Linked DNA regions of Homo sapiens: region 2 is linked to region 1. The links are chromatin loops, found by intact Hi-C in ENCODE. Cell type or tissue: GM12878. All regions are shown on one strand. Each heading gives the region's core, and the rest is flanking DNA. Links, peaks and the distances in the headings are about the cores only. Region 1 overlaps ROBO1 (roundabout guidance receptor 1). Region 2 overlaps ROBO1 (roundabout guidance receptor 1).

Region 1 (16,948 bases), core at 4,867-12,866:
TATTTGCCTAACCTCGTATATAGGTCAAGCCATGAGTGGAAATATGTGAAATTTAATATAAATAGATGATGTCATTATGTGCAGTCAGCTTGTAGGCATGATATATGTGTAGACATACACATGCTCCCTGTCACACATATATCAACTCAGATCCAGTATACACGATTTAAAATTTGAGTTATTTTGGTAGAGAAATGAGACTTTCTCATGTCTTCAACCCTGCGTGTAATATCATTGTGTTATAAATATCTGCATCCAGTTTTTAGTTATATGCTTTATTAATATTTATTAAGTCCAACTTAGCATAAATCAAAAAATTTGTTACACATACCATTTAGTTTAGTTTAAAATGTTTTAGGCAGAAGTATAGTAGAACACAGTGAATTAAGGAAAGAGCAGACAACTGCAGGAGCAAGACAGTGAACAAGTTCAAAGAGCAGCAACAACAAATACAGTGACTAATTTTTCCCCACGTTGAAAGGATAATATTGACACAAAATATCCAAGTATGCACTTTAAAATTTTGGTTTTTGTAATTGCACTATTTTATTTATTTATTTGTTTATTGTCATCTGCTAACTATATAGGGAAGTAGGTACTTTTTACCTAGACTGTAAAAGGTGATATTCAACTTTTGGTCTACAGAATCTCCTATGAGTTTCCTATTGCATTGTTTGTGGTTTTTGAAAATAAATGAGAGTTTTAGATAGATAAGTTGCTTCACATACTCTATTTAGCTTAAGTATGATACTGTTAACTTTTTTATGATTGAGACAGTAACTTGTCTATTTTATTTTGGCTGGTTATTTCCAAGGTAGTTAAAAATACAGGTGCCCATTATGCAGTTTTTTTTTTTTTTTTTTTTTTTTTGAGATGGGGTTTCACTCTTTTGCCCAGGCTGGAGTGAAGTGGTGTGATCTCGGCTCACTGCAATCTCTGTCCCCCAGTTCAAGCGATTCTCCTGCCTCAGCCTCACAAGTAGCTGGAATTACAGGCACCCACCACCATGCCCGACTAATTTTTGTATTTCTAGTAGAGACGGGGTTTGCCATGTTGGCCAGGCTGGTCTCAAACTCCTGACCTCAGGAGATCCACCCGTCTCAGCCTCCTAAAGTGCTAGGATTACAGGCGTGAGCCACTGCGCCTGGCTGCAGTATTTTAAAATTACACATCTCACAGCTTTTTAGTATCTTGCAAGGTCTGTGGCATTTAGACATTGGAGTTTTGCTGAGGTTTGGGTTTGAACTGGAAGGTGGGTTTGGGAGTAAATTGTTTTCATTGTGACAGCCTGGATTACTCAGCATTAGAGTATTGTTGGGTTCTTGGTATTTTAAACAAGAGCATTCCTAAAGTACTATCATTTTTAATTGAGAACGATGGCCCTCAAGCAAAAGAAATCCTTAGTGAAAATTGATAAGGTGATGGGAGGATATGCATAGGAAACGTCATCCAGCAGGTTCAAGAGGCTGTCGGAAGCCAGATGCCTGCACAAATATATGCTATAGTCCCAATTTGGAAATCCTAAATAAAATGCATTTTTAGTTGAAGTAGGTGTAAAACTTTCAATGTGGCACAAAATTCAAGAAGTGTGAGACAATTTTATACTAATGTTACCTTTTCTCAGCTCTTATTTTTCTCAGCTCCAATAGCACATATTGGAGGCTCCTCCATGAATATGTTACTTTTAATTGTTGAATAATATTTCATTGTATGAATGAAAAGCAGGAAGGCTTACCTTGTATTCAAAGACACTTTTTAACTCTGTTTACAGGGATACTTTAGGAATGGTCTGAGAGATACTAAAATTAAAAATCTAGTTAGAAGTGTGCAATAATGCTCACATTACTTTAAACTATTTTAAAAGTTAGACCTGTGCTATTTTTTAAAATATACCAGACTTATTTTTCTTAAGTATTTCTTAAGATATCTGAATATCTGTTTGATTTTTTTTCTTTTTGAAATTCAGCCTAAGCCAATGTACTATTTTTTTTTCATTCAATTAGATTTATTTTAGGGATGTTTTTATTCTTGTTGTTATTTCATATCAGAGAATTGTTCTAATGAATAGAACAGTGTTCACTGACTTTCTTTTGTTATTCCATTGTCCTTCCATTCTCTTTCACATGGAAATGTTAGTTTTACATCAGAATTTCTTGTTCTCAATAGATGTATTCTTGGAGGTCTTAAAATGCTCCACAATAATTTCTTTTCTATGTTCTTTTTCATTTATTATACTTTAAAATGTGGATATTATATGTATGTCCCAAATTACCAAGTCTAGTATTACAAAATGTCAGTAACATTGATTGCTTTTGTGTTTATCATTTTAATTTTCATTTATCTATTTAATAAATTGTATTCACTGGCTACTACATGTCAGGCCCTGTTGTAGGTCGCTGGATCTAGCAGCGATAATACTTCTTGCTTATGTCCTATTGAATGTGCAGAGATTGTCGTAGACACCAAGCCACATAATAATTGGCCTTAAACAAACTCATGCAGTCACACCTAGTTAATCCCAAATGATGTTATTACACTTTGAATAAAGGGTCTTAATAGTTCAAATAGAAAAAAAAAAATCTAGTGGAATTTTAAAGATACACCTTTGGTTTAGAGTCTTCACGTATCTATTCTTGTATTTATCTGGTTTGACCAAATGTATTTTTGTATTTTAAATGTAACACAGCAGAGTTTTCCCAGGATGTATTCCTATAGACTATTCCACAGTACGTTCTTTACCATGTTTCCCGTGTTGACGTTGAGTGGTTGTCATCGGACAGCTGTATTAGTGACTGGCTTATTTAAGAGTATCTTGACTTTCTATTTGGTTTAAATGTGGAATTTTCATGTATTCTTATGTGGTTTTACTTTATCTCACATTGGATCAATTGAATTTATTATTCTAACAATCATCAGTTGTATCAATTGCAGTGCATTACGTGTGTAGCAAAATATTTGAAAGCCAAATGCTAATTTTTTACTAAATTTTTTACTACCTTAAGATGAACTTCTCTGAACTTATTAATAGACTATACGACAATCTCAATAAGCACAACACATAATCAAGTTAATTGGTCTTCATAAAAACAAGATATAATTATGGCTAAGTTGATACAGTTTTTTAAAGATTTTCTTTCTTCAAGTATAGTTGTCTCTAAATCCATGCACTAGTTTATGTTTGGTTACACTCTGTAGAACTATTTTGAATGCTATAAAATTTATCTTTCTTTTGAAAATTTTGCATATGTTACTATGCAACTTGATACTTTTCAAAACATGGAAATAGTTTTGAGTTCTGAAAATACAACATCATTCATCCTTGAAGATTATTATTTTTTCTTGACTACATAACTGTGAGTAACCTTTCCTTTCTATTCCTGGCACTTTGTGTTCTCTAGTCATTTTACTGTTCTTATAATGTGAATAAGTCTTGCACACTAATTCTGCATTCTTTATTGGTGAATCTTCATTAAGTAAGCCCTGATTTATATTTACTATGCTGATATAGTTCTTTTGGCAAATGATGATTGATTTCAGGTAACAAAATCTGACACTAAAGTAGATTTTAAATTGTACAGATTATACATGTGAAGGACTTACTAATAACTCCTTTTTCTTTTAGTTGTTAGTTCCTAACATGTGTCAGGTAAGGGCTTGATATTTTTCACTTTGATTCTGCTTTTAATCTCCAGGTGGGACAGATTTTCATGCTTCTCTCTGTAACGTTTTGCTTCCTAAAACCAAATTGAATGAATGTTCTGATGTTTGGAGACTGCCAGGATACTTGGCCAGAATTCTGATAGTTTTCAGTTGGCAACATACCCTCTCTTCAGTCTTTTTTGGACTGGTGGACGTTTTGTAAATATTTCCATAAGCTATTCCGAGTGCATGCAATTGATTTTTTTTTCTATTCTAGCTTTATAAGTTAGTAATCAGTGAAACCAGGTTACCCTAACTATAAGGCTTCATTGTTTTTCAATTTACATTTTATCTATATCATTTATATAATGTCACGATCCCAGACTTTATGGTTTATTTCTTCATTTTATTTTAATTGTGTTGAGTTTGCTTTTGCTCTCAAGCTTACTAATTGTCTCTCTCAGTCTTTCTCCATGTCATTTGATTTTTATCACAATTGCTGATCTACTATCCAGAAAACCTAATGGGTGTCATGATTTATGTTAGTGATTATTCCTTTCCTTTTCTAATCATTTATAATCTATTTTAAAAATGAATCACTTCATAAGAAGTCCGAAATTAGTGCCAAGATCATTTGTGTACAGACTGAAGACTCATCTGATTTTGTTTTTCAGAACTTTAAAATAAAAAATTTCATTTCCAAGTTTTGGAATTCTCTAATTTTCCCATGACTTTTCAGTAGATTTATGATAGTTTGGTTTAACATTGCAGTACAGTTCTACACACCTCATCTATGTTCAGATTTCTATCTTTAAATGTATGTTGAAGCTCTCATTTGTTACTGGATTCATTTATTTGTGCATTCTCAAAGTGAAACAGATGGGTGTTGAATTTGAATATAAGATTATTTATTTGAATCTAATAAATAAATAGAATAGAGGTATTTGTTTTGAGGTAACTATTATTGAGGTAACAATAGTCTTATTGTTATTTTGACAACATAAATAATTTGAGACAACTATTGTGGTTTATGAATTTTCACTGAGATTTTGATCTGTTATAGAAAAGAATTACTTATAATGGTTGATGCTAATAGTAAAACTGACTAACTTGTTAGTTTAAATTTTTTATATTTTAAAATTCTAGTTCAATTTTTTAAATAAATGTTTTTGAGCTAATAATTAGTATAAAGCAAAAGTAAACCATAATATAATGAATACTTGAAAGTGTATGACATAAAGTTTTCAAAGATTTATTTGCCCCTGCATTTTTAGCCTCTCTAGTACTGGTTGTTAAGACCTCATATTGTAACTATAATATATGTATTATTACGGTGTATTAGTATTATATACATTAGCATTTGCATTATAAGTTATAATGCAAATTTTGAGGTAACATTTTATATAATTTAAAATTAGTTTTAAGTTGGCTTTTAAAAAGTTATTAAAAGGCTATGAATTTTGAGAAAAAATTATCTTACCTCACCATTTTTCACAACATGGAGTTTTATGTGTGTAAAATAATACAGCATATTAATGAAATAAAGGTGTATTTTAATAAGCAGTTGCCTAGTAAACATTTATTTAGTACCTACTATGTGCTTGCTAAGTATATTTGCACTGGCTAAAATTCGTTTTCTTAGAAGTGCTGCAATTTGATACAGTGATTGAGTATATTTTAATACCTAATCTGATTCAATATATTGTTTTGAAAATGCAAGATGGAAAAATCTTTGCTTATGCCCGTTGCTCATACTTTAAGGTTAGTAATTGAAGTCACATATCATTAAAAAAAAAATCCTCTCTTTAAATTTCCAAGGGGGTATGTGATAAATGGAGTATGGGTTACAGAAACAAATTGAGTTTGAATCCAAATTTAGACAAGTTGCTTGATTTCCAAAGTCCTTGTTTCCTCAGCTGTAAAACTGAAATGAAAGTAACTATATTAGTCATAGTATTGCTGTATATATTCAGTGAGACAATTGAAGTGTAAACTTTCCAGCATAAAGTTATGGCCCAAATAAAAGTCACGTGAAAAGAAACAGATGAACACAGAAAATGAATATTCATTAACTCTTCAACTTTTCTTCCCAGGAAAGCATTTTTTAAAAATTTCCTAACCTCGCTCAGGAATATACATGATAGTAAGTATTAGTTGTTGAAGAAGTATTCCTTTATCATTTAATTTTATATTGAGCCCTTTATATGATTCAAATATTAGAAATTTTTGTAGGAATATTTTCCAAAATTGGCTTCGTATTTTTTATTTACTCATAGGTAAGAAGAGGTTTACTTGGTCGCAAGCACATGACAAGTAATTAAACACGTTCATACACTATCACTCTGGAAAAAAAAATTGGAATTCATGTTTTTGATGTTGTTTCAGCTGGGGTTTCAATTCATAGACAGAATTCTGTGGAGAATCCAGAAGTGAGATCTAACAGTTTAGCCAGCTCATCTATTTTCTTTTCGAAGGAAGAGATAGGACAAAATTGGATATCTCCAGAGGGAGGTCCAAGTACAGTGGCACAATGCATCCCCTTTTGACTGACGGAACTACCTGAGTTCCCTTGGAGAGACAAAGGAGGAAAGAAAAGTAGGAAGTAGAGAGAGGCTGACTGATTTAGAGACTTAAACATAACCCTTTAATATATAGAGGTGAGTTTTCAATATTCCCCCAAGACTGTTTTTGGGAGGGAAAAGAATTTAAAGTAAATAAAATAGAATATGGGATTCTTAATATTTATTCCACAAAGGGAAAGAAAGGAAAGAACATTATCAGGTAAGTCTTGTTTAATCCAGGCATTTTTTCCTTTTCTTAACTGTAAATGATGTACTATTTTTCCTGAGGTAAGAAATATAAACAGATTACAATTTGTAAATCTTACAAAGACCTATTCTTTTGAAACACCCTTACTACTTCATATTATAAGTATTTCTTCACTTAAGATTTCTGAAGTGAGAAACATTGTTTTGGGAATTACCAGTATCATGGGAATTTCTGTAACTCTTATACTCAAGCTATTGAATTAAATAAAACCTTGGAAGGACAAATGCCTTGATTTGTCCAGGGAGCTTACTGATAACGTGAGTGTTACAACCTGAAAACTCATCTGCTTTTAAATACCTAGGCACTGCCCCACTTCCTCCCTGACACTTTGTATTTAATTTTGAATTTTTAACTAAACAGAATTTCTTCTTCATTGTGCTTGTTTGATACAATGTTAGGGTTGCAAAGGCAGTTAATGATTGTTAGGAAAAGAAACTAATCCTTCTCACTGTCAAACATCAAACAGAAGGTCATCAACCTTGTAACAATAAAAAAAATTCTTTTGTTCTTTCCCAGTCCGTTAGGATTCCAGAATAGATTCAGATTGCAGCAGGGGAAGTTGAAACAAGAGCAGAGCTGGAAAGTCCAGACAAGATTATCAAACCAGACAATTGTGCCTTCCCCCAAACTCAGCGTAGCTGGGAGTCACTTCCCTATCAAAGCACGCAGGCAGTTCTGGGAAGGTTGTCTGTGTTCCCCCAGGAGTGGCCCTACTTACTGTAACATCAGTCAGGTTTGGTGGAGGATGGGTTGAGGAGAAATGGAGGGGGATGGTCAGAACAAGTAGTCACAGAAAAGAGTATTTGTTAGAAGTCAGAAAATTCCCCAGGCTAGAGTATATGTAATCACAAGTCTCAGAAAACAGTGATATGCTAGGCAACTTATGCTCACATCTTATAAAATAGTTGCAATAAAATAAGGCCCAGAGAGACCTAGACTCAACCTAAAGTCTCATATTGTCGATAACATAGCAAGTGACAGAAAAGCTCTTGTGTTTAAAATAGATGGGTCATGAATTTAAAGCAAAGACAGATGGTTTTCTTTCATTTTTATTGTGTGTTTTAATATAGTTGAGCATCAGCAGCATGATATTACAGCAATAGGTGGGGTAATTCCACTTTTAGGTAATAGATATAGAAATTCTTAAATAGGTCTGTGTCAGACCAAAATTTTTCATTAGTTGGTTACTTTTTTATAAAACCAGAAACCTAGCTTTACAAATTCTTTTTTTTTTTTTTTTTTTGCTGTGAAAGCTTATAAATGCAAATAATGTCTTTTTCTAGTACTGAGCGCTATGAAAGGACAGTAGATTCAAAAATTTAACTTGCATTCTTTTCACACATTGTAAAAACAGAATTAGAAAAATATAAGTATAATACAAAGAAAATTGTGCAAAAGTAGCAACCTAATTTTTATCAGATCCATAGTAAAATGTATGTCATCTTATTTAAATTAAGTAGCACTGTGAATGAAAACACACACACACAACATCATCTTGTAGCAAAATCAACTGATGCCGTAGGAAATTAGAGCTAAGATCAGAAAGCTCCGTTTTTCATCCCTTAAAAGGAATTTAATAAACCAATAGAAAGGATGAAAACCTAAAGCATAAGATGAAAATCTAAAGCTCAGTGTATTCTAAATTACATAATAAAAATGAAACTGACTCACATGAAAAACCACAGACCTTCCTAATGACTGGCTCTGAGAAATGTGGGCTCATATGTAGGGTTACAAAGGTAAACCAGGCTTTATGACACTTCCCTGTGCCGCTCTCCATCCCTCTCCAAACATTCACACTCGCATGGGCATCAGTGTCTTCACATGGCTTTGGGTTTGCTTTCTTTCAGAAGGTGACTCTTGGAATCAAACAAGCAAGTGCAGGTTTTCTTAACAGAGGTGATGCAGCATCTCGTATTTTTGATAGCACCCTAACAGCTAACGAGAAATGTAATTTACTGGGTGCTTTCTATATTCCAGGAATAGACCTAGTACTTTACATATAATATATTACTTGCCCTTTAAAATAATTTTATGAAGCATGTGTGGTTATTTTTATTCCTATTTTGCATATCTGGAAACAGGTTAACAAAGGAAAGAAAATTTCATCGAGGCCATGTAGCTAAGTTAAGTAGAGGGCCAGGTCCAAAGATTCAGGTACTGTTGGCTTGTGACACTTCTCGGTCTCTGCTCAATGGTTTTTCTTGCTAACAGTATTTTGAAATTACCTCAAAAGCCTTGTGTTCACTCCCAGAGGATAAGTCCTGATTGGCTCAGCAATTTTCGCAATCCTTTTAAAATCCTTGCCATTGATGATGGGCTCAGCCATGATTCCTGTTTACAGAGGAAGTTTGTTCTAGTGCTTCTGGGAAACATTTCCTTTTGGTAAGGCAGTGCAAGGGAAAGCCTTTTATTCCTACCAATTTCTGTCCTTTTGAGGACATTCTTGTGTAAGAATCATTTCTTCCCTGTAAGGCAATGCAAGAGAATGCTTTTTTACTCTTAACCTCTTCTGTCCTTCTGAGAATACTGTGTGAGAATGAGATGCTTCAATCTGCAGGATTCATCTTTTGCTTACAAGAGGAAACATGGAAAACACACTTGCATGTAGAAGTCGTAAGTGAGAGTCTGGGAGCTTGAAGATAGTATTGAGTATCAGAACAAACCCTAATATCAGCAACCTCTGGAATTATTACTAACTTAACTTCATTACGGTATTCTGTCACTTTTAGGCAAATGGACGGGGTTGGGTCAGGACCTCTAAGGCAAATCAAGTGAACAAACCATGAGAGAGACAAAGGTGGTATACAGATTTGGTGCAGATGAAAAATAACAGTGAATACAAATGAAAGACAAAAATGCTCCTTAAAAATAAGATTGTTCTTTGCTTTAAGTTTGTGACCTATATTTTCCATAAGATTTTGTTTTCTGTTGCCATGGTATCAACTTATTTCCAAAAGCTATAGAAAGGCCAGGTGTGGTGGTTCTTTGAAAACCATATTATAAAATGCAATCCAAGTTTTTTAAAGTTAAGGAAGAATTTGAGGTGAAAGTTAATCTTAATTGTAACAATCACCAATAATTTCTAGTGCTTACTATGTGTCAGGCACTGGTTTACATTTATTAATTTACTAAATCCACAGAACAATTCAGTGAAGAAGGTATTACTAATATTCTCTCTTTGAGATTATGAAACTGGGGCTGAGGTAGTTTAAATAAATATGCCAGGCCAGGGGTGGCGGCCCATGTATGTAACCCCAGCACTTAAGGAGGCTGAGGCAGGAGTATCACTGGAGCCTAGGAGTTTGACACCAGCCCTGACAACATAGTGAGACGGCCTCTACCAAAAATTAAAAAAAAAAATTTACCTGGTGTGGAGGCGCACTTGTGGTCCCAGCTACTCAGGAGGCTAAGGAGAAGGATTGTTTGAGACCAAAGAGGTTGGGGCTGCAGTGAGCCATGTCATGCCACTGTAACTCCAGCCTGGCAACAGGGTAAAATAAGCCATAGAAAGCATCTGAATCCTTGAAAGAATGACCAAATGTTGATGAGCTATACACTAAAGTTACTCCTCATTACATTGTTTCACTGTAGCATACATAAAGAAAGATCAACGTTTGTTTAAAATGTATTGTTTGTGGGTAGAAAGCAAATATAAAATTTTAAAACCCTTATCACAAAAAAATGTTGGTTTAAATGGAGTCAACCCATATGATATTACACATAGGTTTAATTACTGGGTAAGTTGATCAGTTAAAGAGGCAGATGAATTCAAATTTTTTACCCCTAAAAATATTGGGGTTATAACGGTGATAAAAATTTGAATAAGGTAAATAGTTAAACTTCAATTTCATTGAATTGTTTGTTGCAATAAAAAAGTTTCTTAAAAAAAACTATAATGCTTATTTGTCCCAAGTTAAAATTTTATTTAATTTTTTTATTCTTACTCTAAAGCAGAAGTAACTACATAACTTATTGTCTGATAGCAAAAATTCCTTATTGATCAATATGTTTAACATCACTTTTTGCAAACTTGAGAAAATAAAAAAGTTTATAATACAGACATAAGTTGTTCTTGTTCTATCTACACTTCTTTAAAAAATAACAGGTTACATATTTAAAGGGGAATATTGCCTTTTTGACATCTACATACCCATTGTTCTTTCTAAGCTTTTGTTCACTAGCTCAGGCTGAGAATGGATAATTATATGTAATGGAAGACAGCTGTGATGTACCAAGTGTGTTTTTTTCCCCTTTTATGCTGTGCTTGAGTGCATAATTCCCTTCCTGCTTCAGTGTTATATAAGGCTCAATTTTCCTGTGTTTATTTTATCCTGAAATTTTAGCATGCGGATTTTAACAATCAAAATCAATTATAGTTTTGTCTCTACCTTTGGCTAGTGCCTTAAGTTATGGATTAAAGTGTGTGATCTCTAATACCAGACTATGTTGTTAAAGAAGGTGATAATTCTTCTGTGTATATTAAAAGCGATGCCACTATTTAAAGAAAAGACAATAACATTTTAAACACATATTAAATTTATTTCTGTTATTATTTAAGTAGGGTATTGGGTAATGTCAACTTTTTTGGTAGTCTTTTTTTTTCTTTTTCAATTCCAAATTAGAACTTGAATTTATTTTTTCATTAAGACCTCCAAGGTTTGCACTGACATCATTCATAGTATTTAAAGTAATCTTGTTACTGAGTATGTTGCAATGTTTACCATATTCATTTTCTTCTGTGCTCTGATCTTTTCAGTACATTACTGAAATAGGAATATGGTATTATCACATCTTGGCAGCTCCATGTGCTCCCTTTCCTCATGCCCTTAATTCTCTCCATATACCTTACGTCAGTAGTAATTGGGTAATTAGGCAGAAATGCTGTCGCCTGAGTAAGGGTGTAAGAAATGTCTCATTGAACAGAATAATCTTTCTTTGTACTCATGATTCATTTTTGATATGCTACAACTCTATCAGCAGGGAAACTTTCCTCCCTGTCGAGATTCTAACAGGCCTTTAAGACAAGAATAGACGGAGAGGTTCTGTTATTAGTCTCAATTCTGAGGCAAATTGTGTTATTCTTCTATAGTCACATTTTCTGCCCCACAGTATGAGATTTTCGGAGATGGCAGAAAAGTCTTCTGTTGAGGGTTTTATGAATCACAAGATAAGGGTTCTATTGTGGGCCACTTGAAGAAAATTTGTAGCTGATTTGGCTTTTAAAAAAGCTGGAAGGCATTTCTGGAAGTCTGAAGAGCTCACTGGGTTATTTGGTTTCAACTCCATTTTGATGCAGTGTATAGATATCCGGAGCAAAATGCCCTTCCGTGGAGAAAATTCTGTTTCTGGCTATCAGTTGCATCATGATTCCCAAGCAAATAGCTGAGTAAAAGAAAACATCCCTTAAAGACTCTACTGCATTCTTGTAATAAATCACAAAAACATTGGTATCAGCTTTCTTAGTCATTCTGTGAGACTATAGTTAAGAATATTTCCAGATGTGTCTTACTGAAAAGAAGGTAATTTTCTTTCATGCACAAGAGATCCTTTCTTAACATAGAAGGGGAAAAAAAATCAAACACTTTTTAGTCCTCTGCAGGTGACAAAATTTCAATTTCCTGTATTCTTAGACTGCTAGCATTTTGCTCTTATCCCATGAGAATGAAAGGAGATATAATCATAAGTCAACAAATACTTCTAAGGTAATAGAAATGAAGGAGGCAGTTTTCCAGTTTCCTGACAAGGTAGCTTCATGGAACAATAATCTGAAGAAAAGAATGCACAGGAATGGAACTGATTGCTTGGGCTTGCGGTAAAGAAACGATCCCTTCAAATATTCAAGTTAAGGGCAACGAATTTCCTTAATGAAATACTGAGTTGTTATCCAGGATAAACAGAAACTTCAATGGAAATAATGTCCCAATTTGTCAAAATTAATGATAGACCAAGTCTTTCAAATACAAATGGCAAACGTAGTGGAAATTTTTGTCTTCTTGTAATCGCATTCTTGGTTAGTGGTAACTGAAGCACAAATGGATCTATTACAGTCTAAAACTCTCCTGCGTAAATTGATGCTACGTGTAGTATCACAGTGTGACACCAGTAGAGATCTTTCGTGGTCTAGAATTACAGACTATATTTATTTTTCTCTCCCATTATCCTACTCCTGCCCCTCTATTCTCAAGAGATAAATGCAATATAGACAGAGCCTTATATGAACTATCACTATACATCTCCATTTTAAAACCATGTAAGTTAAGGTGTGTCTGTATTCCCCAAGGATTATGTGAATACTTACTAAACAATATAAGAGTTCAGAGATTCCCAAATGTATTTCATTTTAGTCACCTGGACTACTATGCAAATTTACCCTACAACAATGCATTATTACAAAATATATCTCTGGTTCTAGCTCTATATAATATTAGCTTCTTTATTTTATTATTTTTTAAACCATGTACATTCAAGGAAATGGCATGGGAGGGTGCGAATGGAAAGAAGGGTTCTATAGTCTATAAATTTGGCAAATAGAGGCAAAACAGATTTCTTAATGGTGGCATTTAGCAGTCCTATCTTCTCTACCTTATTTTGGGCAAGGCATCCCTTTTTAGGCACTGGTGATCCGAGGGACACCCATGGGAAATGCTGTCCTGTATGAATTTTTTCACTCACACAAATATTAGTATTTATAAACAATGAAATAGTTTTCTAAATGCTCTATTGCTTTTGATTGACAAATGATTGTTATTCATCTATAATAATTTTGTAATATTGTTGTCTTTTATTCCCTTTTCCTGTTTTAAATTTAATTATAAGCAGACTGACAATTACAAGTATACAAATATTCATATAAAATACAAAGAAAATAAGTATGTTTATTTTCCATCATGCACAATATTTTGAGTTTGCTTGATGAACATGAGACAGATTTTCCAAGAAATATCTTTGTTACAGTTGAATTTGGCTGAATCCATCTGTTACATATAGATATTGATACAGATATTAGGAGATCTATATGTATATCCTCTATTCGAGAGCTATGTCCAGTGTTTGAATGTAAGGCTAAATATACTTTATATTGGAATGTTGGTTTGTCAACTAAGGAGTCTTGTCCTTTTGAGTTAGCAAAGTGTAACTCTAATGAGCTGTAAATGTATAACTGTATTATACAAGACAATATGTTATATGTATAGTAAAAAAGAGTTCATCCATGGCCAGGCACGGTGGCTCATGCCTGTAATCTCAGCCCTTTGGGAGGCCAAGGCAGGAGGATCACGAGGTCAGGAGATCAAGACCATCCTGGCTAACACGGTGAAACCCCGTCTCTACTAAAAATGCAAAAAATTAGCTGGGTGTGGTGGCAGGCACCTGTAATCCCAGCTACTCGGGAGGCTGAGGCAGGAGAATCGCTTGAACCTGGGAGGCGGAGCTTGCAGTGAGCCAAGATTGTGCCACTGCACTCCAGCCTGGGCGACACAACGAGACTCCATCTCAAAAAAAAAAAAAAAAAGCGTTCATCAAGCCATGAAGTTTTTGTGAGACATTCTTAGGTTAAAACTAGAACAACAGATTTATGTAACCCCAAATGAGTAAAGCATATGGTGGTGAGAAAATATTTTATCATTTTGATATTAAAGTATACTCACTAGTTGTGATAAAAATCAAAACAATGTAGCATTTTCACCACAGAAGTATTGCTGTGACATTTATGGCAATTTTCACAGCAATTTATTGTTATTTATTTGGCATTGATTATACATTTTGTTCCAGTTATTTGTTTTTCCCCTAAGTACTGCTCAAAGGGATCTGTGGTTGAGTACTCCAGTTCAAATTAATAAGTCAAATATGAAGACATACATCCTGATCTAAACAGTTTCCCACAAGCCAGGCAAAATAGTTGTGTAGTATCACCAGTCCAATTCAAATAATGTATCACATTTGAAAATGAGTGAATGGTAATGCAAAAATAGAAGTCTGTTTTAGTAAAGATATTGCCACCAAATACAAAAAAGTAGCGATCAAACGTGAAAATTTATCAGGTGAAAGAAAATTATAGCCATTTTTTCAAACCATTTATAATCACGAAGATCTTATAATTAAACATTGGGTAGTAGTAACCCTTTTTCTTTATACTTCTTTTTTTCTTGCTCTCCTCTGAAAGAAAAATCTTTTTTTTTTCTTGTGTACAAACAGGGTTAAACTAGAGAGGTGACTTAAAAAAAAGTTCTACAAAAGAACATAGTGTATGTATGTATATATACACACATGTGTATATATGTATATATACATACATGCATTACAGTTAAGATGAGAGGTATAAATTCTCATGATATTACCATTAGATACTAAAATGGTTACATTTAATTCAAAATACATGTATTTACTTCATCCAATTTTGAAAATGAATTTCAAGGTTAATTTAACTTCAATTTAGTAATTAGGAAATTAATCAATGTTCAAATATTATGCATTGCTTTGTAAAAAGTAATGCCTTCTTTATTCCCTTTTTTGTGTCTGAAAAATATATTTGCATGTATGCCATCTTATAAATTAAATGTTATTAAAATTACTAAGGTATAGGACCCTCATGTATATGCTTCCTTGGGGATATGCTATATCAATTTATATAGAAATTCCATCAAATTAAATTGCTTCCACTAGGCAATTAATTTGTCTTCACTTTAATAAACATTGTGGATGCCAGAATTATTTCTTTTGGCTAAGAGCTACCATCATTCAAGGCAAAGGAAAGAGTTCAAGAAAAGGTAAATGGCATTCCCTTATAAGCCATGAAGCCAACTGTTTGTTTTGTTTGCTTGTTTTTAGGAGGAGAGGGATGAATAGGATTGATTAGTGTGGTTTGGAAAGTAATAAGTTAACATATTCCTCCTGATGAAGAAGGAGTAAATGTAATTGTGAACTACGTAAATAGCATAGAAAGCAGCAAGCAAGCTATCTGAAGGCCCTTATATTGCTATGATGGCAGTAATCCCTTAGCACTTTACAGGCAACAGGTTGCTGTAACAATAAATTTTAATTGCAGAACATAAAAAGTTATGTTATTCTCAGCTGAATCAGTGTGCCATGAATTCTTCCATACTATCCCAGATGAGACATATGTCAATCTAGCACTCACCAAAAATGATTTTGACGGTGGAGGGACTCTCCCATCCCTAACTCTTTCAACTCCTGGTAGTTGGACCAGAAATAGCTTGCAGTGCAATGCCGACTGCATTTGTTGGGTATATTTTGGCATATTTCCCTAGCCTTCTAACTAAAAGCAGCTGAAATTTAACTGAAAGAACATGGTGGACTGAAACCAAGTATATGAAATTTCAGATTCAAAGAATCCCCTGAAATGAAGAAACTATAAAACAAGTGTAATTTTTGGCTTTAGTCCTGCAGTTTCTGAGAGGAGCTGTTGGCTCAGTGGTAGGGAGATTACCTTCCCCAACCCCATGCATGCAGTTGACAGTCCCTCGGCAGAACCTCCTTTGCTGGCTTACCCCTGGCTAGGTTTCTGCATTCACACGGTTTCTTCACACATAGTTTGCACATTTCCCCCCTGGCTGCTCCTTCCTGCACTTAGTTGTAAAAATCTGAAAGTTGGTAGGGAAAAATACAAGTATGGGCTATATAAAATAGGAGAGAGTTTCAGTGGATGTCATAGGCTCATAGAGTTCTAAATGGATCAGATATTGATAATATTTGTCTCTAAATTGCCTGTGGCCTGTACCACTCACTAGGTGTGAGACACAGGGCACGTTAGTGAACTCATTTTTCCTGTTTCCTCATCAGAACAATAGAGACTTAGAGAGACCATTCTATGGGTTTACTGAAAGAATTAAATGAGATATGCCATACAGAACATTGCCTGGTTCAGAGTAAGTACTCAATAATGACTTTCCGTAATCACTGTTGTTGTTTTTCTAGATATTAAACTGCTATAGAAGTAGTCAGTTATTTCTTCTGAAAACTGGATCTTATTAGGGCAGCATTAGCTTAAGCTTCATTAAATAATGTCTTCAGAATTCAGAGCTGGTCCTTGATATTTCTAAGCTGCTATTTCTCAACTAATTGGAGTAGAGAAAGTATGGAGGGGAATTTAGGGAAATGGTGTATCAGAGTTACCAAAATGACATGATGCTCTGGAAATTCTGATATAAACATTCCTCACCCAAGTACTACCCTCTGCTAATTGCTGAGAGGTTTATATCATATCTCTGAAGTATCTTCAGGGTAGAAAAAAACTAAGGACCATATTTATAAATGATTAACTTTTAACATATTTAAATTTACCAAGGCTTTCCTTGTTGTTGACTTTTCATGGATTAATCAATCCTATGGTACTCTAATACACTCAGATCCTCACATCCTTGACAGTACTTCTGCTTTTAATTTGTTGTAGTATTTTTCTATTGCTGCCTTCACAAATTGCCACAAATTTAGCAGTTTGAAACAACACAAACTTAATATC
Region 2 (16,948 bases), core at 4,510-12,509, 110 kb before region 1:
TGTAATGTACATTACATCCCTTCGTAATGAAGAATGATGTGGCCCGAAATGTCAGTAGTGCCAAGTCTGAGAAACCCTGCTACCAAATAAAATTACAGTTGACCCTAGAACAACACTGGGGCCAGGGGTGCTGACCCCTCGTGCAGTCTAAAATCCTGGTATAACTTTTGACTCCTTGAAAATGTAATTACTAATAGCCTACTGTTGACTGGAAGCCTTACCAATAACATAAACAGTGAATTAACATGTATTTTGTATGTTATATGTATTATAAGCTGTATTCTTACATAAAATAGCTTTGAGAAAGAAAATATTATTATTATTTTTTGAGACAGAGTCTCACTCTGTCTCCCAGGCTAGAGTGCGATGGTGCAATCACTGCTCATTGCAGCCTCAACTTTTTGGGCTCAAGCGATCCTCCCACCTCAGCCTCCAGAGTTATTAGGACTTCAGGCATGCACCACCATGCTATTTTTTGTAGAGATGGGGTTTTGCCATGTTGCCCAGGCTGGTCTCCAACTCCTGGGCTCAAGCAGTCCACCTGCCTTGGCCTCCCAAAGTGCTGGGATTACAGGTGCGAGCCACTGCAAATCATGAGGAAGATAAAATATATTTATTATTCATTAAGTGGAAGTTGATCATCATAAAGTCTTCATCCTCATCTTCACAATGAGTAGGCTAGGAGGAGGAGAAAGAGGAGGGGTTGGCCTTGCTGTCTCACAAGTGGTAGAGGCTGAAGGAAATTCACGTATAAGTGGACCCACACAGTTCAAACTCATGTTGTTTAAGGGTCAACTGTATTTCTCTTCCCCATTTAACATTCACACCTTTTAAATACTGCCCTTTTATGCTAATGCCATCACTTTGTTTTACTTTCTTGGAACAAGTTTGTTGTAGTTGCCTACATAGTCTCATCTCTTAGCCAGCTGTCCGAATGGCCCATTTTTCCACATCCTTAACTAAGAACAAGGAAAACCTTTCTGGGGTAGAGGAGGAATAGGGAAGACTACATCATGCTCACTCATCATACCGCTCTGAGAGCTAAAAGAGCAGAGAAATACACTGAAAGCATGGACCGGAAAGGCATTAAAATACCTTTATAACATTTTTCGCTTCATTTTTATTTTCCCAGTGTAAGTATTATTGATTATTTGCTTGTATACTTCTCACATCCTTCTGTTGTGAACCTGATGTTTATTGAAACAAACTCTTAGCTGGCTTCTCTCCCTTCATCTACCTTCTGAATCATCTCAGCTGTGGTTTGGGAAAGGCAAGCTTAGCAATAACTGCTAATTTTCTTCATCTCATGAAATAACACAAGCTCAGGAGTCGGACTGCCTCAACTTACTCCCCTGATATCTATAAGCCTCCATTTCCCTTTCTTTAAAGTGGATATATAAAATTATCATGGTCATTGTCATCATCATCATCATCCTCATCATCACCACCACCACCACAGTCCTCTCATTAGATTATTGAGGGAATAAAGTAAAATATTAATATAGCATAGAGCAGTGTCTGGCACAAAGCCTTGATAATGTAAGTTTTTTTATATTATTCTTCGTTATTAATGATGTTATTTTTAATGCATGGATAGCATGGATTCATGGATAATATGCATGAATAGCATGAATTCTCCTAACCATGTTTATGTTTCACCTTATTGGACTTTGCCACTTCCACATTACAAGTTACTTGTACTAACTGAACTGAGCCATTTGGCCTTAAATTTTTCTTCTTAAGAAGCTTGCCTTCCTCACTTTCAATAAACCTATCAGTGTCACCCTTTACCCCTGCCACTCCAGTCGCCCTCCAGCTGAAACCAAGATGGCGCTAGTTTCTCAAGTACTTAAGTACTCAAATATTTGTATTTATAGGTGACAGTGGTCACATCCTTGCCTTTTTATTTATTTTAAAATCAGACCTGTCTATCCCTTTATGTTAAAGATTTTTGTGTTTTGTTGCTTAACTTTTTTGTAATTTTCTGTATTATTCTCTATATTGTCAAGTGTGATTCAGCCTCTGAAATAGAGATTACGTTATTAGTTTTGTTAGATTGTTCTACCTTTTTATTATGCAAAGTTTGAATACTTGAATCTTATGGCCATTTAAATACAAAATGCTTCTTTGATCAGCATTATAGCAAATGTCCTGAACTCTGAGAATTGAGAAGCAGATTCTTTAAACGTCTTCGAGGGTTCTTTGCATTTGCATTTCAGCAATGAAGAAAAATATGGTGCATGTGGTAATTTAATTTAAAAATTGTTTTTGTGTTCCCTTTAGGAAATTAGCCTGTAGATGTGTGTATAGGGGGAGAAGGTGAAAAGAAGGGAGTGTGTAAACTTGTTCTTTAGTTGTTGTTACGTAGTTTCAAATTTCCCTTTCTCAGACATTTAGCTCTAATAGATAGCTGCGATTAGCACATTAAAACCTTTCCCAGTGACCTCAGCTGTTTTTCTTGTTTGAAAATGTAAAAACTCACTTTATTTCAGGAGTTTCAAGACTAGCCTGGGTAACATGGTGATACCCCATCTCTTTTAACAACTACAAAAATTAGCTTGGTGTGGTGGTTCACACCTGTAGTCCCAGCTACTTGGGAGGCTGAGGTGGGAGGATCCCTGGAGCCCAGGTGGCAGAGGTTGCAGTGAGCCATGATCATGCCACTCCACTCCAGCCACAGAGTGATACTTTGTCTCAAAAAAATAAAAAAAAAAGATGTGGTGTCTCACACCTGTAATCCCAACACTTTGGGAGGCCATGGCCGGTGGATCACTTGAGGTCAGGAGTTCGAGACCAGCCTGACCAACATGGTGAAACCCCATCTCTATAAAATTAGCTGGGCGTGTTGGTGCATGCCTGTAATCCCAGCTGTTCAGGAGGCTGAGGCAGGAGAATCTCCTGAACCTGGGGGGTGGATGTTTCAGTGAGCCGAGATCACGCCACTACACTCCAGCCTGGGCAACAGAGTGAGACTCCATCTTGAAGAAAAAAAAGAAAAAAGTAAAATTTACAAAAAGGCAGCTATGGGGCTTACTTTTACAATGTAAATGACTTTAAGTCAGCATCTCTGATATTTCTATAATTTTAAGATATTATTTTCCTAAAGCAAAATGCAATTTTAAACCCAGTACTAGCATTTGGTGGGATGTATGTGTGTTTGTTTATAGACGTGTGTATGATGCAAAAATGCTCATTATTTGAATACTGTAGGAGTGAAGGGAACACTTCCCCTGTCCTCTCTGAAGCTTCACTGTAATTAACTGACAATGGATGGATTAACAGGAGAAAAGGCTTACAAAGGTATTAATATGCAGGCGGGAAAATCATAGGAGAGTGATTACTCAATAATCCAATGAGATTTAGGTACTTATATACCCCTCTTCATAAAGGAGAAGGAATTGGGGTGTAGGTAATTCCGAGGGGTAGTAAATGATTATTAGGAGAAATCAGTGAGCCGAAAGAACACAGGATTGCCTGGGACAAATGTCCTCAGAGCTCTTGCGGGAGGTGATGACAACTTTTGGAAAGGCAAGAGGTAGAACTTTCCTGTGAACAAAGGTTGTCTAATTATGCAGATAATGTCTCCCAGGTAACCTCTGGGAGCTGCCCTCAGTAGAATACAGAACAAGGCTGTCTGGATGTGGCAACAACTTTTAGTCTTTTTCTTCTTGGGTGGTTAATCTTTTCTGTTTTTTATGAGATTCCTGCAGTGGGGGTTTTAAGACAGTTGGATTTCATTGGGAAGAAGTTTTTCTCAGATTCAGGAATTTCTAGGGAAAGTCCCTCACTGTGGGTGTGTTTTTGTGTGTGTGTGTGTGTGTGTGTGTGTGTGTGTGTGTTGGCAGGGGCCAGGGGATGGGAGCGGAGAAATGAGAGAAGGCTGGGAAGTCCTTGGTTCTGAGGCGGCCTTCAAGCCCTTCCAATTTATTTTAATCCAAAAGTGCTCAGTGTGACAAAGTGCTATACTTCGGGTATTGTTCTCTGAGCCCTGGTACTACTTTAAGGGTAGAGGAAAAGGGAGAGTTGTTTAATGAGTATATAGAGTTTCAGTTTTCCAAGATTAAGAGAAGTTTTGGAGATCTGTTTCTCAGTAATGTGAATATACTTAACACTACTGGATTGTCTATTTAAAAATGATGAAGATGGTAAATTTCATATTATGTTTTTTACCACAATTAAAACAAGAAGTTCAGTATTTAATGTAGACATAAGTGCTACTGCTTCCTGAGTTTTGTGTAGTGAATGTGGGGCATTTCTTTGTTATTTGAGATGCTGGTTGATAGTCATGTAAGAGGGTGATGGTAATGGGCTTTTGAAAGATTTAAATGAGAATTTGTGTAAGATCTTAACATTCATAGTCTATGACCCTTTATAAATGTGAACCATTACTATTATTTAGGGTACTATAAAATAAACTGTAATATACTATAATTTATTTAATTATGTAGAATGGCATATGATTAAGTATGCATACTCAATGCCCAATTACCAGCCATGTGAGCTTGGGAAAGTCGAATTTTTTTAAACATTTTATGCTCCAGTTTTCTCATTTCTATAATGGATGAAACAGTAATATCTATTTCATATCTTGCTGAAACTATTAAGTTAACACATATAACACATATCCCATGTTTTATACGAATGACTGTCATCATCCTCTGACTTTGATGACTTAGAATGTAACAACAGTTTGGATGTTGGTAGTAGTTTATAGTTTAAATTAAAATATTTTTAAAACTCACAAGTTATTTCCAATAATTATTTCCTCATAGTTAATATTATCTCTCTTTATGAGTTATCTTAGCTGTATTTACCAGGGGTGTAAGTTTTATTTATTTCCATGGACTGAAGTGTTTTGAGGAGGTTTATAGAATTACATATACCAAAGCAAGGGGGAAAAAAGACCTAGGAAACTAAGTTCCACATAAGATGGAAAGTTTGGTGGTGGTGGTGTTTTTAACTGAAGATCTTTCAACCAGTTTCCTATGCTACAAACACTAGTAGTTATTGTTACGGTGTTTGTGTTAAATGAATATCAGACTTCAGAGAAACAGCAATTTTACATGTGGAAACCTGTGATGAAGATAGTCAAGAAGATATTTAAGTTTTTGGTATAAAGAATATTCTCCTGTTGGAAAAGAATGCTTTATTAAAATGGTAACCTTGTGTATTTATATTTTTAAAATATTTAGAGTTTTTGTGTAGGTTCATGAAAGTAGTTGATTCCTCTTGAAGTTTTCATAATGCTGTGGCATGGTGACATTATGCCAAACACAGATGAAAGTTTGTATGTTGTTCGTATGGATGTTTTTGAGGTACATGTGGGACAGGAGGCAAGGAGTGGTGATTGTAATCCTTACCATCTGTCCAGACATCTAACATCCTGCTCAGTCTTAGAAAGGTAGGTCAGTTTCTTATAATTACAGTTTTGGGCTAATGTGCCTCTTTGAACATGCTGAATTCTTACTTAATGTATTGATTTTTAAATATAATTATAACATTAATTTAATTGAATATATGTGTTTGGAACATATGGTGTCCCTCGGCAAATGTTTTCTTAAATTATATGCTTGTACATGTATTAAAGTGTAGGAAATTATTGTTTTACTTGTAACATGCTCAAGGTGCGTTTTAATAAATATAAGGAATACCCTGAGGCAGGGAACAGGAAGATCAAAAGCTTTTTCTATTTTAGAAAGCAGTTTTATTACTGTTGATTATTAATTTAAGGATTTATTTTTGGCGGGTAAAATGACTAGGAAGGGTGTGAGCCCAAGTAGATCTCGTGTGTGTGTGTGTGTGTTTGTGTGTGTATTCATTTTCTTTCCTTCTGCCCGCATCCTGTCTTCTCTCACTTCCCCCTCCCACCTTTTTGTTTCTTATGCCAGGGGGCTTTCATAGACCCCCTTAAAACAGCAGAGCTCCCTCTGCACTCTGGGGACAGATTTCAATGAACATAGTGTTGTTTTAACTCTTTGGTTAGTAAAGGGGGTTGAAAGCTAAAGAAGTAAAACAGTGTCAGGAAAAACAGTCATCAATTTATAGTATCCTAAGTTTCCCCAAATCTCTGAGATTCTTAATATAAATGTGAGAGATCTTACTTAGTGATACTTTGTCAGAATTTTATCTACATTGCTGAGGAGACAGAAATCTTTTAACAGTTTCCTTAAAGGGACTGTAAATTTCAACAATTATTCAGTCCATTGCTTTCAGCACCTTTTGTTGCCTTATTAGTGTATGGAACAGCAGGGTTGTAACGGCAGGAAGAGCCTGTGCATTTTAATTAGCTCCAAAGACAGTGTGAGATAAAAGCCCGGATTTTTTCCTCATTTTTATTTCACGTTGGCTGATTAAGGATGCTATTGTAGGCTGAGCTGGCTTGACCTAATCTCAGTGACCACTCATTTATGGAAGGGGAATGGCACAAACTTGCTCTAGTTTTCTGAATGGGATTAGGAAAGCACTAATTAGCAAACCCTGAAAGCCATGAGGCATGGACAGGAACACAGCACCCGTCCATAAGAAACAAATGCAGTCTGGGGAAACATTCACCAATTGAACCAATTCATACTTGCATATATTAGGCACTTGGTGATGTGTTTTCCGTTTTTAATTACTTAACCATGAATAAGAGCCTGATGTTCCTCAAGCTGTACTTGATAATTAAATAAATACTTCTGCCCTGAAGGGAGATGTCAGAACTTGAAGAGTACTAATGTTGATAAGGAGGTTTGTAAATAGTTGGAGAATAGATTTCTAGCTGTATCTGACCTCAGCTGGGAGGGAGATGGTGGGAATACAGTCTACAGAACTTTAAAATTAACTCATTCAGTTTAAGTAAAGTCAGATTTTCATTATTGAGAGCGAAGATCTATTTTAGGATCATCTGGCCCTTTACTTCTTTTTTATATACTGTACTTCCTTTTAATCGTGCAGAATATTATGGAAAAAGTACAAGGCTCTGCACCAGCAGAACTAGACCTGGATGTGAATTGAATCCCTGTGCTGCTAACTAGTATGGGACATTAGGGAAAGTCCTTCACCTCTTTGAGTCTCGGTTTCTCTACCTTCAAGATGAGGATAATATTACCTACTTTATAATGTCACTGTGAAGCTTAGGGATAATATGGGCAATACTGTGTGTGGTGCCTGGCGTTCAATAAGGACTCCCAAAGTGCCTGTCGCCATTAGTATTATTAATACCAGTGTTGTCATTTCTCAGCATTTCAAACAAATGTAAAGCAGCAGTCTATGGAAGAAGTAAAAACTGAAGACACCTAGTCTAGAAACTTGGTCCAAGGAGGACAGGGTTATTTGGTTGAAAGGAGATTGCAAGTTACACATGGATTTCCCTCTTCATTTCTCCATCCCCCCACTACCTTGGTTAATTGAATTGGCCACTAGATGGAAGCATATATGTTTACTGGTTTTTTTAATCTGTGAACCAATAGGTCATTTATAATGTGTAAATCTGAAATCAAAATATCATCTACAGTCAATTCAATCTGATAATTTTTGAAATCTTTAACTAACTAGACTGAGACTCTTCTGTATTTGAAAAAAGAGCAAAAATAACTAAGATTCTGGAGCTGCATATTGCAGATTTGAATACATGCAGTTTATGGTTAATGTGTTGGTAATGTTTAAAAATAATTAGCAGGACATTTTGTCTTGCCAGTTTAGATGGCACTATTATAATTATTTTTAAATTCATTTATATACATTAAAACAGCTTACTATATAGATATTAAAAACATTAATAGACTGTTAAGTAGTTTTTCTCAGCCTACAGAGACTGGTGAGAGTTTCAGTAAGGTCCTAAGTGATCCTAATTACCAGTGTGAGCAGTAGTGCATACCTCAGTGAGTAGGAGTAAGGAACCTCCAAATGTGTGACACTAACATTGTGGTATATATTTCTAGGTGGATCAGGAGATTTTATTTTCTCATGGTTAGTTTCCTTTATACTTTCCATTATTTCTTTTCAGTGTAGCTTACGGAATAATCTTTTTTTTTAAAATATATATTATATATATATTGACTGCTTGAATCAAGATCCTTTGCTAATTGCTACAGTTAGAATATGAAAATGTAAAAATTTCTGTTCCTGTTCTTAAGGAGGTTACATTGCTGTTTGAGAGAAGAAAATAAATATTCTATTCAATTTAAGTAATTATTCCAGAGAACAAAGGAAAATGATTTAAAACATTTCAGGAAGAAATCATTTCAAGCCAGAAAAAGTTATTTTAATTAATCATATATCTTGAAGAAGAGAGTAAAAAGGAGAGTAATGGGAAAGAAAAGGAAATTCTAGGATGAGGGAAGTGTGTGAGTAAAAAGCAAAGCATGTGGGAATCTCAGTGAGTAATCTGATTTTTCTAAATTAGAGGAAAACTGTGGGAATTGAGGTTTAAAAAGATAGACTGAGATGAGGTTGTGGATGATTTTAACTGACAAGGTAAGTGGTTTGGGATTTAATCTGTAGAAAATTGGAAATATTCTGCTTAAATGGCCATAGTTATTTTACAAGAGAAAGAAGTGTTTTTTGTTTGTTTGTTCTTGTTTTTGTTTTTGTTTTACCAATTTTGAGTTTTGTTTTAAAGTTCTAGTTGAATCCCCTTTTCAAATAGCATGAAGAAATTTAAAGAAAATGGCACTTGGTGTTACACAAAGTTCTGATTTTATCATTGAAATGTAAGGAGGTAATACGTAGGTTTGCTATAATTTGTGCAGTTTACATGGCAACCATATATAGTGGTCTTTAAAGACGTTTTGGAGAAAATTAATATATTGTTTTTGCTCTCTTATGCATAGGGTTATCTCATGTGCTTTAATTGCTGGACTCATTATTAGTGTTCTCACAATGAAGGAATACACCCTTGGTTATATTAAGTGAAGAAAGACTTCAAAAAGGAATAGCTGTATATATAGTATATAGGTTCAGTTAGTTACTGATGAAAATACAGAATCAGCATAGGATTGAGATAGAACTAAAATTGGGCAAATGCTGCTGTAGAGAGACAGAAAAGGGCCAAGAGTTTGTTGACAATTAGTGAGGGGTTTGTGGGGTACCATAAAGGTAAGAATTGGCTTGTTATGTGCCTTAAGCCAGAAGCTCTGTCCGAAAATATAGGCTGCATGTAAATCTGGGCAGACAGAAGGCTGGAATCCTGAGGGATCTCCAGTCTCATAGGTTCCTGATAAGCGCAAAGACTCACCGGCACAGTGGAGACAGCCTCAGGTCAGGCTCAAGAAGTGGGTGGGCACTAACAGTACTAATGAAACTACATGATTTAGGGCTACTTTATCCTTTTCCTCTATTCTTCAGGTAACTGCTCCTGTCTGAACTTTGGGATGCAGGATGACCCTGAGTCTCAGTTGCATAGTATAGGATGAAGATCCATTTTTTTCTTGCCACTGTTATTTCTCAGTACTGTGCCTTAATTCTTTGCTCTTGATTTTGAGACTGCGCTTTCTGGAGCAGTTCTAACATGTGTATTGCACTGAGTCTGTTTTGCTTAGCACTTATTCGATGCCATAGCCTATTAATAGAATGAAGAACCAATTCTGATTAAACTTAGGATTTAGAAAACACAAAAACAAGAACACAATTAACAAAAGAACAAAATTAGGCTGACTTTTACGTTATGCTGTATATTTTAAGTATTTGTTGAGTAAAGGTCTTTATGCTGCCTTAAACCAAGTAAAGCATTTTCAGGATCAAAGTTGAATGTTAGGAAATAATGGTCTGCAATATCACATGAATATAGAAACATAATTATGTTCACCACTTAAGAGTTGGTACTTTTTTCTTCCTTTTTGTATTTGTTGCAGAATACCTTGGGCTATGGAAGAGGTGGACGAATTAATTTCAGTGCTTATGTAATCACATATTCAACAACTGTTTTTTCTTGACCTCAACATTGCTCATTTGCTGTCTAGAAATTTGTGATCTAAAAACTTTAGCTTTGAAAAGAAACTTATTAAAAGCTTGTTTTTATGTCTGGCTCTACTAAGTCTTTTCTACCTTATCTTTCATTTCCTCTCAGTGGTTATCCCCTCTCCCTTTTTTTAAAACCAGGAAACTAAGGTTAAGAAACTGGTCACCCAGGTTTACACAACTAGCTAAATGGCAGAATTGAGAGTCTCTCCAAGAACCAATTCTCATTCTTTTTATCCACTGTGCCCTCAATATTCTCTCTCAATATTCTCAGGAAGGCATACTGGCTTTATTTTTATGAAACCACTGATAAAATTGTTACCAAAGTTATTTTATCTGATCAAACTCCCCTTATATGTAAGCAAAGACATGAACATAGGAGATAATCTTTCACATGCTATGATATATTCAGAGCTAATTAGCATGTACACTTAACTGGCTTTTACTGTCAGAGCTGGTGTGGAAGATATTTTAGTTTAAGTATAAATTGAAGATATAAGAGTGAGATTAGTCTAAGAGACTTTTTAGAGGCAGGACCCGTTTCCTTAACCAACTGTTTTCTCTGTAGGGCTCAGTATCCTGCTTTCATTCCCATTTTAATAAAAATTCTAATTTACATTAGAAGGGCCCCAAACTCACCAGGAAAATTACTAATCAAATTAAACTTTCTGGCTCTGATTTAATTTGGCAGCATTAGTAGACATGGTCTTAGGCTCTTGGGGAAAAAATTATTGAACACTAGTTTTAGCTTGACTAAATGTAATCTAATATAGAATTTTACCTTGAGCAACCAAAAATTAAATTATTGTATTTGTATTTATAAATAGGGACTTTTAAATTTGGGGTACAATATTTGCTTGTCTTCATTTATCCATTCTCAAATGATATATCTTTGAAAAATAGGAATAGATACTGTTAGTTTATATTAGGTATGAAAACAAGAAAGAAAATCAGCAGAGGGACTTGGATAGAAAAACCATTAGATGTGATCTCTTCACCTGTTAAACCCAGCTGTCCCTTCTGGGATTTGGCTTTGTGTTCTGAGAACCATTTCTATGAAAATCTAACGAGGAAACTCTAAACTGCTGGTGACAAGAGTAGCCTATTTTACAAACCATGCAGTAACCAGGATCAAGTATCAGAGTACAAATTCATGCCTCTTTCTTTTTTTCGTATATTGAGTTTGGTGGCATTTCGTAAAACTATCTATCCTTCTATTGCCAAGCTGACTAATCGACTGGTCTGTTGACACCATCTGTCTAAAGAATCCACAGCCGCTACCATGAGTTTTGATTCGGTTTTCAATTGAAACACATTCCATCAAGAAAAGTGTCCTTTTTTTTCTTCTTCTTTTTTTTAATTTCCTAAGTCTAAAGTTCTGAATCACTGGAATTTCCCTTTCGTTCTCTCTCCCTCTTTGACATTGTTGAAACATATTCATTTAATGTTGTATTTCAAGAGAAATGAGTACCATGGACTTTATTTGTACACTAATAGAAATTGTTATATTGGCCCATGATGCAAATATAATACAGGATGCCTGTAATATTTGAAGATAAGTAATTTAGGTATAAGTTGGTTTAAAAATTATTCGCTAATGATGTTTTTTTTTGAAATTAAAACAGGAAGAATATTTTGCTTTAAGAAAAATGCTTTTGATTTGGTGAATACTTAACAGTTTCATTTTGGTAGCTCATCTACTCAGTCTTATAACTTTCTGCTAGACCAAAGTTGTACAATGCTGATTACGTATTTGTAAGGAAAATATGATACACACTCAAGAGTTTTGAAAATAATTCTCTAAGAAACTTAATGTGACTGTACTACATGTCCACCTCAGACATTATTGTTTAGAATAAAAACTTTAGAACAATTCAGAGAACCGATATATGATAAATATGCGATATTTATGTAACCTTTTTCATCTGAATAAATTAAATTTTTAGCTAACATTACTTCCTCAGTTCTCACTGAAAAATATGAAAAGTATGCCAGAATTTATTTAATTGCCTTGTATGCTTGGAAGTATATAGTAATCTGTGGTGATTGCAAAAAAGTTTACCTTCAAGCTGTTATTAACCTAAGAAGCTATATATATATATATATATATATAGCTTCATATATGTATAGCTTCTTATATATATTCTTATATATATTATATATAGCTTCTTATATATATAATATATATATAGCTTCTTATATATATAATATATATATAGCTTCTTATATATATAGCTTCTTGTATAGCTTCTATATATATATAGCTTCATATATATATATATATGAAAGGTATATAATTGAGTATTAGTCATAGATAAGAAGATAGGTCTTTTTTTCAGTACAAAGGGGACATGGATGATATTGGTCTAACAAGGCTTAATGGAAGACAAGGAGATAAAGAGAGCCTTGAAGGCAATGGAGAAGTGGAGGAGTGATAACATAAAATTTCTAGCAAGTTTTCCATGGTGACACAGTCCAAGGGAGGAAAAGCTGGAATTAATAGGGAAATTAGTATATTATGACTATTTCATTGCAAGCAAAAGAAACTCACGGAGTAACAACAAGACAGCAAAAACTCATTGACTCATTTGCTCAAGCCATAGAAAATGCATTGGCAGGATCAGACTTAAAAGCCAAGTGAAACTAATGACTGAGTGCCATCAGTGTGCTCTGGTTCTCTTTTCTCTGCTTCTTTTTGTGTGGTTGTTTTATTTTTCTACTTTACAGACAAATCTTTTTTCTGTGCAAGAGCAAACATGATGCTTGGCATCTCACAATCTAATAGCTTTCCCCTGCCAGCTCCAGGTAGGAAAATCCCAGGAAGGATTCCAGTTTCCCCAACATTAGTCATCTGTGTATTCTGGTACCAGTAATTGGTATCACCAGCCTGAGGCCTTTGCTTACCACTGTGATCGAGGAATGGAACCTGATATCTGAAAAACAGAGGAAGGGTGTACAGGCCAAGGACTTTCCCACTATCACCAAAAAATTGCCACCATGGGAAGTTTATATGTAGCTGAAGAAAATTTCTATTTGTCCCTTAACAATGAGGGGGAATGAATGATTTTAATAATCTTTTAAACCAATCCATGAAAGAAAACGAATCATGAATGGAATTAGGAATGCCACCCACTGTCTAATTTCTTTATATGTTAGTGAGCTTATAATACAACTCTAGTTAGTACAGCCCTGACCAGAGTTGTGTACATTGTTTGTTTTCAAATTGTAATATCATTGTCATAATATTATATCATCAAATTCTCAAAATGAAAAATTCTAGAGCTATTTTAAGGTAAATCCGTGGATCCATTTTTCATGTTTGTGAAAGGTATGATGTTATGATTATACTATGTAGCGTTGACCTGGTTTTCAAAGCACAGATGTTGAAAGAACTGTCCTGTTTGTTTAATAGACCTTCAAAGGTTTGCCTTTGACACTTCTTGGAAAATACTCAAACTAAGCCCTTTGTTCATGCAAGAAGTAAAAGGAATTTATAAAATTACACTGTGGACTGTAGTCATCTGTGTGAGAATTAACTCATATGACCAATGGCTATGTTCCTTGTTATGACTATTTATAAGGAATGTGTTTAATTAACTTTTGAGATATTTTAAAAGATTTAAGGCCGGGCGCGGCGGCTCACGCCTGTAATCCCAGCACTTTGGGAGGCCGAGGTGGGCAGATCACAAGGTCAGGAGTTCGAGACCAGCCTGGCCAACATAGTGAAACCACCTCTCTACTAAAAATACAAAAATATTAAGTGGGCATGGTGGCGGGCGCCTGTAATCCCAGCTGCTCTGGAGATTGAGGCAGGAAAATTGCTTGAGCCCAGGAGGCGAAGGTTGTAGTGAGCCAAGATGGCACCAGTGCACTCCAACTTGGGTGACAGTGCAAGACTCTGTCAAAACAAACAAACAAACAAACAACAACAACAACAACAAAAAAAATATTTAAAAGATGTCAGTACAAAGTATTTGATTTTTTATCTAACTCATACTATTGCATAGAAGCTCTTTTATTTGTCCATTAGATCTCTAAACGTTTTGGTTTTGTGTTAGGCAGGTTAGAGGTATATCAGGGTTCCTGGGTTGAGCAGTATGGTTGGCCTGGCCACTTTACCCATTTTATTCTTTTGAGGGTAACCCATTTTCCTGTAGCAAGACCTCCTTTTCTGTGTATCAGCAGTTCTCAGTCATTTTTTTAGGTTATAGTCTGGTGAATGAACATAGTTGGAGCCACACTTTAGACCTACCAAATCAGAATCCCTGGGTTGAGTCCTGGACACTTCTTTTTTTGAGACAGGGTCTTGCTAGGACACCCAGGCTGGAGTGCAGTGCAGTGGCACAGTCTTGGCTGTCTGCAACCTCCGCCTCCCGGGCTTAGGTGATCCTCCTGCCTCAGCCTCCCGAGTAACTGGGACTACAGATGCCCACCACCATGCCTGGCTCATTTTTGTATTTTTTTAGAGAAGGTTTCACAATGTTGGCCAGGTTGGTCTCAAACTCCTGACCTCAAGCAATCCACCTACCTCAGCCTCCCAAAGTGCTGGGATTATGGGCATGAGCCACCCACAGCTGGCCCCTGGACATTTTTAATAGGAATTTCCCCAGTGATTCTACTCTGAACCAAATCTAAGAAACTGCTTTTGTGTATTCTAGTACACTGTCATATGTGTATTCTAGTATTGTATGTGTATATTCTTTGTACTCTTAATTCTGTTGTTGCCACATATGAGGATACAGTGACTTTTTTTTTTTTTGCAATCTATACTAACAATAAACACTCAGAGATATCAACTATGGTGAGAAGAGCTTTGCTATCAAATGACCTAGATTGAAATCGTAGCCCTATTACTAACTGACTGAATAAACTTGGGTGAGTCACTTGACTGTATTATTACCCATATCCCTATGGTAAATGGGATGATAAAAGCATCCATTTCTTGTGAATTAAATGGGATAAATTATAATTGTTCTGGAAGATGATTTCCTTATTACCTCTGCAAAGATTTTTTTGTCATTTTAATAGTTAATTATTCTACTATTATGGTTAGTTTAGGTTATAGATTATTTTAATATTAAAATCCCTGGACAAGTCATTTGAATTCAGAACTTCTTAACCTATTTATTTTTCAGATTTGGGGAAGTGATAGTTAAACAACAATTATGATTTTAGTTTCTAAAACATGTAAATAAAATCTCACTTTAAAGTACCTTAAAATATGGTAGGGGTAGATATAGTTCACTGTTTGAAGGTTGGACGCCTGTGATAAAAGAGCTGTTTATATCACCCTGCAGTGTAGTATTATTCTAAATCAGAAATTATTTTGGTCTGTTTAGCCAGCATCAAAGAAGGAAAACAGAAAGGAGACATCGTTATGTGAACATATATTACCTAGTTGAGTAATTTTTTCTAAATTATTTAATCTGTGAAGTAAATATTATTATCAGTCCTACAGAATCATCAGTGCTGGGAAATCATTCATTTGAAAAGTATTTAATATATTCAAAATCAATATAATGAAAAATATATTCTCTTGAAGTAATTATTGTAAGTTTACTTTTTCTCTTTTTCTTCACCTTTAATGAGTCTTTGGCTCCTCTGTCCTCTCATTTTAAGAAATAAAATGTGCTCTAAAATATAAACTGGCACAATAACCATTTGTAGGTCATTCTCTTTCCCCTATGTATCCAAAAAGATTATATTTTAAAACTGCCAAAGTTTCAAATGAGAATAATTTTTATCTATCTTTTTGTTTTTGTGTGAAATATGTTTCAGTCGTAACTCACTGAGTATTTAGCAACATTTAATAATAAAGTAATTTAACTGTCTGCAAAAACCAGGTTCTTCAATTATTGTTTATTTTTAGTTTGATGTGCAATGGAAAATTAAGTTTGTGTCCATATGATTTTTGTATAAAATAATCCTTTTCATATGTTTGGCTTCTGGGTTTTTTGAAAGTCAAACTTCAGAAAATGTGAGGGATTAAAATCTCCACATGTGGCTCTGCCAGACACGTCACAATAGGCTGCTGTTTCAGTGCAACACATGCAGCATTGAGTAGGCGTACTCAGATGATACTGAACTTCCCAAGCAGATTGACTAAGAATGCCCAGGAAGTGGAGTTCACCATAGATTTATTTGATTCTACTAAGATTATAGTCATTTTCAAATACCCTGATCTAGAGTCAGGATAAAATATGTTATTGTCAACCTTACTCTGCTATCATGTTTCCAACATTCTGTGTCAAGTGATTAGCAATGTAACTAATATGTGATTCAAAATAGTTACTAGGAAAAGGAAATGGAAGTTAAGTATTCTTTTTGTTTGTAGACTTGTAGTGCTGTCTTCTACCACATTCACCTTCATCCTTTATGAATGTAGGGACCTGATTTTAATATTTGAGCTTCCATGTTGATAGTAGTTATAGGTTTAGCAGCCATTTGACTTGGAGAAACAGAGCTTCTAGGAATTTAGTAATTTTAAAAATAAACCATATATTTTATCAATTATAACTATCTTCTTATATTTAAGGGAAAAAGCGTTGTTTTCCAAAGAGTAGTTTATTAGTTTATGGAGCAATGCTTATGCAATAAGGTTTTGGGATCCACTCATATATACTTCAGCTTCACAAAAATCAGATGATTTCAGCTTACTGGAGTAGGATGAGACAGACAAGTTATTTACTAAAAATTAGACCTCAGACAAAGTACTTAACTATTTTGAGCCTTCCTTTCTAACCATCTGTAAATATTTAAAAATAGGAATATCATGGAGATTCATTAAGATAAAATACAGAAAACACTGGTGCCTATTTGTGCCTGTTATAAAATTCATCTTTTAACCTTACCAGTAATGAAATGTAATACAAAATTTACTGGTATATTATTTGAATGAAACCTATTTGTCAGCCAAGAAGGATGCATTGCACCTTGTAGAATACAAAAACTTATACTTTCTTATTTGTATTGTTATTGAATTGACCTAGAAACAACTCCTAAAAAAGAA

What was found. A loop is a pair of places that touch in the nucleus more often than their neighbours do. Peaks named below come from ENCODE experiments on the same cell type or tissue, not always from the same donor. Only the 100,000 strongest peaks of a DNase experiment are listed, where the experiment ranks them.
Region 2: a loop joins it to region 1, with 2.4 times the contacts of the local background. A loop is called at or near these places in 2 of 110 quality-filtered maps.

The regions. Positions count from the first base shown.
Region 1 is chr3:78,862,506-78,879,453 of GRCh38, reverse strand. All of the region lies in intron 4 of ROBO1 (roundabout guidance receptor 1), which reads left to right. Among named protein-coding and RNA genes, the nearest start is that of MIR3923, 640 kb to the left of the region's middle. RefSeq lists a silencer at 3,261-3,555. In GM12878, for the core only: no CTCF peak of the experiment used is centred there; a DNase peak (open chromatin) is centred at 8,201; H3K27ac peaks cover 255 bases.
Region 2 is chr3:78,968,680-78,985,627 of GRCh38, reverse strand. All of the region lies in intron 3 of ROBO1 (roundabout guidance receptor 1), which reads left to right. Among named protein-coding and RNA genes, the nearest start is that of MIR3923, 530 kb to the left of the region's middle. In GM12878, for the core only: no CTCF peak of the experiment used is centred there; no DNase peak of the experiment used is centred there.